Linked DNA regions of Homo sapiens: region 1 is linked to region 2. Evidence: chromatin contacts called from ENCODE Hi-C or POLR2A ChIA-PET data. All regions are on one chromosome and are shown on one strand. Each heading gives the region's core, a stretch centred on a gene start or an enhancer-like site at or near the end of the contact. The rest is flanking DNA. Distances are from core to core; before and after follow the strand shown.

What was found. Hi-C counts contacts between places; a loop is a spot of excess contacts on that map. ChIA-PET counts read pairs that join two places held with the same protein, here RNA polymerase II (POLR2A). Pooled maps may share reads with other maps.
Region 1: POLR2A ChIA-PET joins it to region 2 with 10 read pairs in GM10248. The contact joins two enhancer-like sites. A Hi-C loop is called at or near these places in 1 of 50 pooled maps. POLR2A ChIA-PET finds 5 or more read pairs at or near these places in 7 of 52 experiments (A673, AG04449, GM10248 and 4 more).

Annotation. Positions count from the first base shown.
Region 1 is chr5:6,471,170-6,475,949 of GRCh38, reverse strand. All of the region lies in intron 1 of UBE2QL1 (ubiquitin conjugating enzyme E2 QL1), which reads right to left. It overlaps LOC105374639 (a long non-coding RNA gene), which reads right to left. Exons shown (of 2, transcript XR_007058679.1): 2 at 4,054-4,780. Among named protein-coding and RNA genes, the nearest start is that of UBE2QL1, 25 kb to the right of the region's middle. Within about 2 kb of position 2,894, at least 2 of the 41 ENCODE cell types and tissues checked have a DNase peak (open chromatin) inside an H3K27ac peak, as active enhancers do.
Region 2 is chr5:6,420,115-6,425,143 of GRCh38, reverse strand. No RefSeq gene overlaps it. Among named protein-coding and RNA genes, the nearest start is that of UBE2QL1, 26 kb to the left of the region's middle. Within about 2 kb of position 1,708, at least 4 of the 41 ENCODE cell types and tissues checked have a DNase peak (open chromatin) inside an H3K27ac peak, as active enhancers do.

The DNA of each region.
Region 1 (4,780 bases), core at 1,645-4,144, 50 kb before region 2:
TCCAGCACCTATCAGCAGGGGCCAGGCCCTGGAGAGCCTGTGCGTTTCTGCCCAGCACATCATTGCTCTAGCTGGTTCTCCAGCTTGCTCCACAGGGGCAGGGCTTGTCTCTTGTGGGCGGGGTCCTCTCCAGCTGCAGGCTGGAGGGCCAGTTCCCTTCCAGCACCTGGCAGAGCTTCGGCTTCAAGGCTGAAGTCTAATGCTCCCTTTACAATGACCCTGCCTCCTCCAGCACCACCCACCCCACCCCCCATGCTCACACTTCCCCCGGGCCCTGCCTTCCTACCCCTTCCCTTGGCTCACACTGGTTTCTTGTTAAATTAAGAGCTCTCAGTGAGACTCCACCCAGCAGTGTGCTACAAATACTGGATAAAAGGAATGGACCGAAGCCATTTCAGGGCCATACAGTATCATTCCACCTTTCCAGACTGGCTGGTGTTATACAGGTGATGTAAATGAAACCCAGCACACACTTTATGTTTGCAAGGAAATAGGGGACAAAGATACGGCATAAGATAGCTTAGTCAGTGTAGACAAAGCAAATTCGGGATCTCTGTGGAAAATGCCGTGTTCTATTATCGTAAAAGAGTCTTAAGAATGTAATCAAGAGAGGAAGTTGATTCTAAGTTCAAATTCCTAGTCTCTGGTTGAAAAGCTTAGAAAACTAAAGGACTGCTTTTGATTGACCTAATAAAATTAACAAGAGATTTTCTATAAGCAACTAGGATGGCTATTATTACTTTTAGGTCATTACTTTGGGAGATGTTCTGATTTTAATTCTTTTATTTGTATAAGGGCATTGCAATACAATCTCGGCTTTTTGATTAAGAATCATAATAGCTAAAGAAAATAATTCAATCGGTGATTTTTACAAGCGTCACTTGAAATCTTCACTGTTTATCTTATGATAGAATATAGGGAAAGCTGCGCCAGTCACTGCCACAAGGACTTCACATGCACACACATGCTCAGTCATCATCGGGGAAAGACTGCTCCAGCCTCTCCTCAAGACGGAGAAACGGAAGCACAGATGTAAACTGCACAATGCCATGCAGCTGTCAGGTGCTGGAGGTGGGATGTGACCTGGTGGGACTCCAGTTGGGTTCTGGAGACTGTGCTCAAAGCCCCTTCTCACCACGTGTGAGGATGGAACCTCCAGGTGATGCCCCACCACGCATTATTCCAGTACTAAAGTGCTCACTGCCCCTCTCAGGTGCTCAAGCTTATTTACTGAGGAATGAACGACGAAGCCTGTGGGGTTATCACTATGAGTCTGAAGGCCCCCGCATGCCACAGTTAGAATTCCAAAGAAAGGATGGTATGCATGTTACCATTTTCCAAAATGTGTCCCACGCAGTATTTTACACATTATGTCATCTAATTCTCACCCAGGAGGGAGATGCACTTGGGATTTTTCAAATGATTGATGAAGAATGAAGGAGCAAGTAACTTCTCTGTGGAAGTAGAGGCAGGAAGAGGCAGTGCCTCACCAACCCAAGCCTCATCCCGGCACTGGAGTTGGAGCCCTGTGATGTCTGAGCATTGGCAAGAAATATCAGCACCCTGCTGGCTCTGGGAATTTTTCAATAACGTCTCCTAAGCCAGGACTTCCCAACCTTCTCCGGCTATAGCATGCCCCACTCCAATGCCATGCACGTACTCCTGGTTGTTAACCTCCTAAGCACGGGTGCTCCATGCTGGAAGATCCACATGCAGGCATAGACCGTGGTGTACCAGCCCTCAGGCTGTACACTACACACCACGTGCACAGGCAACATCATTTTAGCCCTACAGGCTTAAAGCTTCTGCCAGCACTCAAATTCTGATCTCAGCTTCCCAATAAGTATCTTTTAGAAGGTAAATGTTTTCAGGAAACTGGACTTTCAAAGTAAAATCTTTCAATTTTACTGAAAAGACCGTATGCAATATGTTATGTTTGCAGCCAATAATTTTTTGAGGGCCTACTGTGGAAGGCACTAAATCAGATGTTAAAGGGAGCTAAGAAGTAAGTCATCAAAACTGCCCTTTTCCTAGTAATGGAAAAGTTAATCCCAGGTATATTTGGTGACATTTTAAATGGCATAAGAACAATTTTACAGATTAATTTTCCTGGCTTTGTTATTGTGATATTTACATTGGCTTGTGGTAAGATTCAAAGGTAACAAAAAATCAAGCTTCTTCAATCTCCATATTTGAAGCAGCAAAAATAAGTTTTGTGCTGGCTTTGTTTGCCTGGCTCTTACGGTACTGAGGTTTTCTGCGTCACTGGGATGTGACTTTCTGTTGACCTCATTATTTGTAGATGCTAGAATTGCCTACATAGAAAATCCTAAAGGCTCAGCTATTTTTGAGGAACTGAATTTGTTAGAGAGCGTTAATGCTCCACAAATAGCCATGTGGGTCCTTACATTTCTGCCTCCCTTGCAGTCAGATGGGGCCATGTGGCCAGTTCTGGCCAGTGGGTGGTGAGCAGAAGGAGGCGTGTGTGTTCCGGGTGGAGACAGTCGGGCGCTGATGCTGACATGCTCCCCTCACCCTGCTGTCACCCACTGCTGCTGTGAATTTGGAGGCTGTGTGCTCCAGATAGAGAGCAGACACTGGCCTGTATTAGACTCTGTGCCAGAATATATGTTTCCTGTATTAAACTGCTGAGATTTCAGGGTACGCTCTTGTGTGGAAATGAGAGTTCACTGATCAGAGTAAATTTCTTGACAAATAATTGAAAAATTACAAGGTCCACAAAAAGCTAAGATGATTTTGAAAAGGAAGAGCAGAGGGGGTTGTAGTCTGTTGGCTGTTGGACTAGGAGGCCGCATTCCTAAAGGCAGTGTAATATTTGTACAGGAGCAGGAAAATTGGGGAACTGAGCAGAAGAGAGAATTGTATTTACATGGGACTGTCATGGGATAACAATGGCAGCAGAAAGCCGTGGGAAAAGACCAGGTGGTTCAGACAATGGGGCCAAGAAAAGTGTTTACTGCAGAGAAAGGAAGCTGGGTGTCTACCTGGCAGCTCACATGGAGAAGGGCTCAAGATGGATGAAATCCAAAATGTGAAAGGAAAAGCTCTAAAGCCAGTGGGAGGAGGCTCAGGAGGATGCCTCGTGATGGGACGGTGAGGAAATGGTCTTCCCAAACAGCCTCGATCATAATGTAACTTGTTCAAAATTAGGGAGGGCTTTTTTTCCTCAATAAAAGATGAGAAAGAGAAGAAGATAAAGAAAATTTGGGGAGAAAATATTTGTGATGTCTAACACTTGCACAAAAAATTAATACCTGGAAAAAGAAAAATTTTCTGAAAATTGAGAAGAAAAAGCTAGACAACCCGGACACAATGCAGGGAAGGGAAAGAAGATCAGCAGATGTCTAAAGAAGAGACCTGAATGGCTGACAAGTATGCAGCGTGATGTCCAGATCCCAGTCATCAGGAAAGCACAAGGAAAGCAGCAGTTAGATGCCTCTAGGGTCCTGTCAAGGGGCAAAACAGAGGGGAGGACGATGCCAGGTGTTTGCGGGGAAGTGTGTCGATCGGCCGCTTCCAGAATGTCAAAGGCATTCTGGAAGTTTCTGGCAATACCTCGAGACAATCCACATACCGAGGCTCGTGCTCTTGTGAGCTCACAGCTGGGTATCAAGCCCAGAAGATCCACTTGCAGGTGAGTAGCCATATTCCTGTGACCACAGGGAGGTGGGAGATTGCTGGCATCCCCAGGGGAGTGGATGAGCAAAATGTGATCAATTCACATCTTGGAAAAATATGCAGGTGTGAAAAGCAATGGGCCAGACACACACACAGTGACACAGCCGGCCCACCAGCCCAAGTTCTGGGTGAAATAACTAAGATTCAGAGCAAGGCACAGAGGACAGCACTGGTTGGGCTGATGAAACACACATATGCACGGAATGACATGACACACCTGACAGGATGAAGTGTATCTAATAATATCTGCTAGAAACAGAATGGGCTCCCATGGGCCTTGCATGGATGGACTGGTGGGATATCATTAACCTCTCCCTACACCTGAGACAAAAAGTGAAAGTCACAATACAAATGTGGTTTACATGAACGTGTATGCCAGAATTTATTATGCATGTGTAAAAATGTGATAGTTTATATATACATCCATAACTGATTTGAACATACAATGAAAACAAGATCCTACCTACGGAATCAGCTAATATTATGCTCCTGTATCAGGCAGCCCTTAAGCTGTCCCAAAAGGATTTCCGATTCCTGGCGTTCACTCCCTGTTTGACCTCCTACCCCTGAGTGCGAGGGACCTGAGCTTGCTTCTATTGCACAGAGGATGGCGGAGTGATGGAAAGTCACTTCTGAGAGTAAGCCACAAAAGACTGCAGCTTTGATCCTGGGTAACCTCTCTCTCTCTCCCTAGCTCCCTATGAGGGAGGCCAGCTGCCATGCTGTGAGCTGCCCCATGGAGAGGCCCATAGGCAAGGAACTGAGGCCTTCAGCCAACACCACCCAGGGACTGCATCCTGCTGCCAGCACATGAGTGCTCATGGGAACCAATCCTCCCCAGTCAGACCTCCAGATGAGACAGCAGCCCTGGCCTGCAGTTCCCCTGCAGCTCTATGACAGACCCAGAGCCAGAGGCACCCAGGCATGCAGCACTCAGATTCCTCAACTACAGAAACTAGGAGAGAAGACATGTTGGTGTCTTCAAGACACTGAGTTTTAGGATAATGGGCTATGCTGCAGGAGATAACCAATGCTGAGGGCTGGGAATCCACTTGACAAAAAATTCCTAAAGATAATAAGA
Region 2 (5,029 bases), core at 459-2,958:
AACCTAAGAATTTAACTCTTCCTTTTAACCTGACTAATAAATAAAAGTTTCATTCATTCACTCTTCATTTATTTAATTAACATTTGTTGAATATGATAGACTTTGCTAGGCTTTGATAGAAAAAGAAAGCAAAGAAGGAAGGAAGGAAAGAAGAAAGAGAAGGAAGGAAGGAAAGAAGAAAGAGAAGGAAGGAAGGAAGAAAGGAGAAGGAAGGAGGGAAAGAAAGGAAGAAGAGAAAGAAAGAAGGAGAAAAAGAAAGAAAGAAAAGAAAGAAAGAAAGAAAAAGAAAGAGAGAAAAGAAAAGAAAAGGAAGAAAAAGAGAAGAGAGAGAAAAGGAGAAAGAGAGAGAAGGAAGGGAGGAAGGGAGGAAAGGAGGGAAGGAGTAAAACACACCATCAGGGTTTTCCAGGCCTATCTTCTGGTTCTACCATTCTTGCCCTGGGCACACACAGACTCACCTGCACAGGGGTGTGGGGCTGTCTTGGAAAAAACTGGTGCTTGGCTCCCTGAGGGCCAATGAACTAGAACCTCTTGGGTGAGACTCAGACATGGGTAATTTGAAAATCTCCCAGGTGTAAAGTATGCAAGGTTGGGATTGCTGGCCTAGTTAGACAGGTGGGTAAACAGATCTCCCATGTGATGCGCTGAGTGCCCTAACAGAGGCTAGTGCCAGTGCCAGGATGGAGGGCACCTTGGTTCTGCCTGGTAGACAGCACACCCCGTAAGAGGCTGGGCTGGACGGGGAGGAGGAGCCCCTCACAGCTGTGCACGAATGCCTGGTTCTTGGGAGCACAGCAGCCTTCCAAACGCATTCCTGCTGGGTGAGGCCCACGCTGTGGTGCTGTGGACAGTGTCCTAAATGGCCAGTGTGGCCGATGTGAGTGGCCCAGGTGGATGGTGCTCCCCTCTAGGGCCACACACTGACTGTGGATCCCCCAAGGGACACTGAGGACAGACTCAGACTCTGAGAGGGGGGCGACCTTGGTACAACAATCCCATAAGATGAAGGTGCTGGCCTGTCACCTGTGGGTCACTCCCTGGTCTGCATTCTCCACTATGATGAGTAAGAAACACATCCTCCTGGATGAGGACCGAGGGCATATCACCAGACGGATTTGCCCAGCCGGGACAACATAGCATGATGCCCCCCTCTGCCCCAGCGATCCCAGACTGGAGGCAGAGATTCCATCAGGAAAAAGGGACTGCAGAGATGGCACCCCTGGTGACTCGTAGAGTTAAACAGAGTTAATCAGACTTCCTTCCTTCCTGTGTTTTTCCTCTAGATGGAAACCTTTTAAAGTTTCAATTCATTATTAAAGAATGCTGACAGATCTGCCCTTGCTCCATAAAACCAACCCTTCCTAGCACACGGCAGGGTCCCAAGTATTCCAAAGGGTGTCTGGTGGGACTGAGAAGCGTGACTGCAGGTGATTGTTTATAGCTGGCTTTAGTTTTTGCCTGTGTTCTCTGTGGCCCTCTCTAAGTTCCTCCTTGGCCTTTAGAGTGTGGTACATATTCACTTTCATGCCCATATCACCTCTCTCTGGTGAGTGCTTTTATTTGAACAGAGGAAGTTGGGCCAGGCAGAAACTCAGCACCATTCAGGTCAGCAGTGACTCAGGAGGAGCCCTGAGGGACAATGAGCTGGGGCCACGGAGTCCAAGCGCACGAGGCTGGCACTCTGGCCATCACCCGTGCCTCCCACAGCCCTGCCATGGCCTGGGTCCCACATTCCTCCCTCGGAGACTCCTTGTCCCCTTGCACAAATGTGCCTATTAAATTCCCAGCTCCTGGCCATGTGTGGTGGCTCTCGCTTGTAATCCCAGCACTTTGGGAAGCCGAGGAGGGTGGACCACAAGGTCAGGAGATCAAGACCATCCTGAGACCATTCTGGCTAACTTGGTGAAACCCCGTCTCTACTAAAAATACGAAAAGTTAGCCAAGTGTGGAGGCGGGTGGATGTAGTCCCAGCTACCCGGGAGGCTGAGGCAGGAGAATCGCTTGAACCCGGGAGGCGGATGTTGCAGTGAGCTGAGATCGCGCCACTGCACTCCAGCCTGGGTGACAGAGCGAGACTCCGTCTCAAAATAAATAAATAAATAAATAAATAAATAAATAAATAAATAAATTCCCAGCTCCCGAACAAAAGAGATGGTCAACAGGGAGTGCTGGGAAAATTGAGGAAATCATACATTTCAAATATTTGTTTTTGTTTTTGGTGGAGTCTCACTCTGTTGCCAGGCTGGAGTGCAGTGATATGATCTAGGCTTACTGCCACCTTCACCTTCGGGGTTCAAGCGTTCTCCTGCCTCAGCCTCCTGAGTAGCTGGGACTACAGGTGCATACCACCATGCCCAGCTAATTTTTGTATTTTTAATAGAGACGGGATTTCATCATGTTGGCCAGAATGGTCTCGATCTATTGACCTCGTGATCCTCCCTCTCGGCCTCCCAAAGTGCTGGGATTACAGGCATGAGCCACCACCCACCTCCACATTTTCTTTTCTTTTCTTTTGTTTTCTTCCCTCCCTCCTTCTCTCCCTCCCTCTTCCTTCCTTCCCTCCTTCCTTCCTTCCTTCCTTCCTTCCTTCCTTCCTTCCTTCCTTCCTTCCTTCTCTCTCTCTTTCTTTCTTCTTTAGTGAATTCAGCTTTTTACCACTAGCAAAATTTCTCACGTTGACTTTTAATGAAGTGGCCTGTGCTTCACTGTGGGAGCCCAGCAGAACCATAACACAGAACGTGAGTAACTGATGGAAAATGGGCTGGTTTCCTGGAGCTGCCGTCAGGAAGCACTGCACACTGTGGGGCTTAAAACAACTCAGATTCATTCTCTCGCAGTTCTGGAGGCCGGAAGTCCAGGATCAAGCTGTTGGTGGAGCCACGCTCCCTCCAAAGCTCCAGCAGGATCCCTCTTCACCTCCTCTGGCGTCTGGGGGCTCCCGGCCATCCTGGCGTTCCTAGGTTTGCAGCTGCCGCACTCTGATCTCTGCCTTCCTGGACATGCAGCCCTCTTCCCTGTGTGTCTCTGACCTTACATGGCATTTTCCTTTTGTTTTCTTTCTTTCTTTTCTTTCTCTCTTTCTTTCTTTCTTTCTTTCTCTCTTTTTCTTTTTTTTTTTTTTTTTGATGGAGTCTTGCTGTGTCACCAGACTGGAGTGCAGTGGCACGATCTCAGCTCACTGCAACCTCCGCCTCCTGGGTTCAAGCAATTCTCCTGCCTCAGCCTCCCGAGTAGCTGGGACTACAGGTGCGCATGACCATGCCCAGCTAATTTTTGTATTTTTAGTAGAGACGAGGTTTCACCGTGTTGGCCAGGATGGTCTCAATCTCCTGACCTTGTGATCTGCCTGCCTGGGCCTCCCTAAGTGCTGGATTACAGGCGTGAGCCACCGTGCCTGGTCTTTCCTCTTCTTATAAGGACACCAGTCATGGGATTAAGGCCCACCCTAATGATGTCATCTTAATGATATCTGGAAAAAAGCCTATTTCCAAACAAGGTCACATTCACAGGTTACCAGGGTTAGGACTTCAACATATCCTTTTAGGAGGCACAATCCAACCAGAAGGTGAGAGGAAATAAGAGTTATGCTCTTCTGAAAGATGGCAAACATGGGCTAGCAAGAAGGTGATGGTGAATGTGGGGAGCACGATCTTGGAGGGGTCTCCGGAGACATGAAGATGGGGCAATCGCAAGTCCTCTGCCACGTACCTTTGTCCCATGAAACACCTTCCAGTTCCCGTGGCAGTGGTTTTTCACTTGTGAATATGGTGTTAGGTCATTGACAGAATGTAAATGGACAGAATTTAACCATCTTGATTTGTGGGGCAGAGTCCACAGTCTGTCTTCCAAGCCGAGTTTTGGCTGGACTGGAAGGGGGAACTGGGTCAAGGTGAGCAGACACAATGAAGAAGGCGGACGATGACTTCATCTGCAGTTCTGACCTCAGGCACATACTTTACAGCAGGGCCCGGGCACGATGTGGCACCTCTGCAACCCCCGTCGTGTCTTCCATCTGGTGATGCCTGCTGCTCTGGGAGCTGTCCTGGCAGTGTGGGTGCACCCTCGGAGCTGTGCAGCCCTGCCTCTGATTCCAGAGGCAGGGAATTCTTCAGTTTAAAAAACAGAAAACAAATCATCAGATCCAAAGGCTCCAACACCATAATCACCATACTTAGAAAAATAACCATAAAGCTGAAGGGCTATACTTGTCCTCTAATTTAAAAATGTAAAATCGTAGAAGCAAGTTTTCCAGTGACACATTTGTGACACACAAGGGGTTTCTGGTTTTCTCTAGAGGAGCTGTAGGGGCTCTTAGATGCCATAAGAGCTAAATTAAGACTGATTTACTTTAATTACAAGGATGAAGAGAAGCAGTAGGAAGTGGCGGGTTGGGCTGGTAAGTGTATGAGCTTTAGAATTGGTCAGACCCAGTTTTTAATCCTGATTCTATAAGTCCTAGCTGTGTGAACAGGTCAAATTCTTTTAGGACAAATGCAAGTACATTTAACCTCTGCCTTGGGCTTGTGGTGGGTTGTGCCTGATAGTGTGTACAAAGAACTTGGTGTGATGCCTGGGACTTGGTGGGTTCTCAGCAAGTGTGTCTCTGCACAGAGCACTGATCAAGGATCAAACCCATGAATGCAGCGTGTTATGGATGGAACTGTGGTCCCCCCAAAAAGATATGTTGAAGCCCTGACCTCCCGTACTTCAGAGTGTGACTTTATTTGGAGATAGGGTCCTTACAGAGGTAATTAAAGTTAAAGCAAGTCATTAGAGTGGTCCCTAACCCGATCTGAGCTGTGTCCTTGTAAAAGGAATGTGTGGACACAGAGACAGCCATGCATAGAAGGAAGGCGTGCAGTGGAGTGGGTGGGACACAGGGGGAAGATGGCCAACTACAAGCCAAGGAGGGAGGACATGAACAGAGCCTTTTCTGGCATCTTCAGAGGGAGCATGGCCGTGCCAACACCTTGATCTTGGATGTGTGGACTCTCCAAACTGTGAGCAATAAATGTCTGTTGTTTAAGCT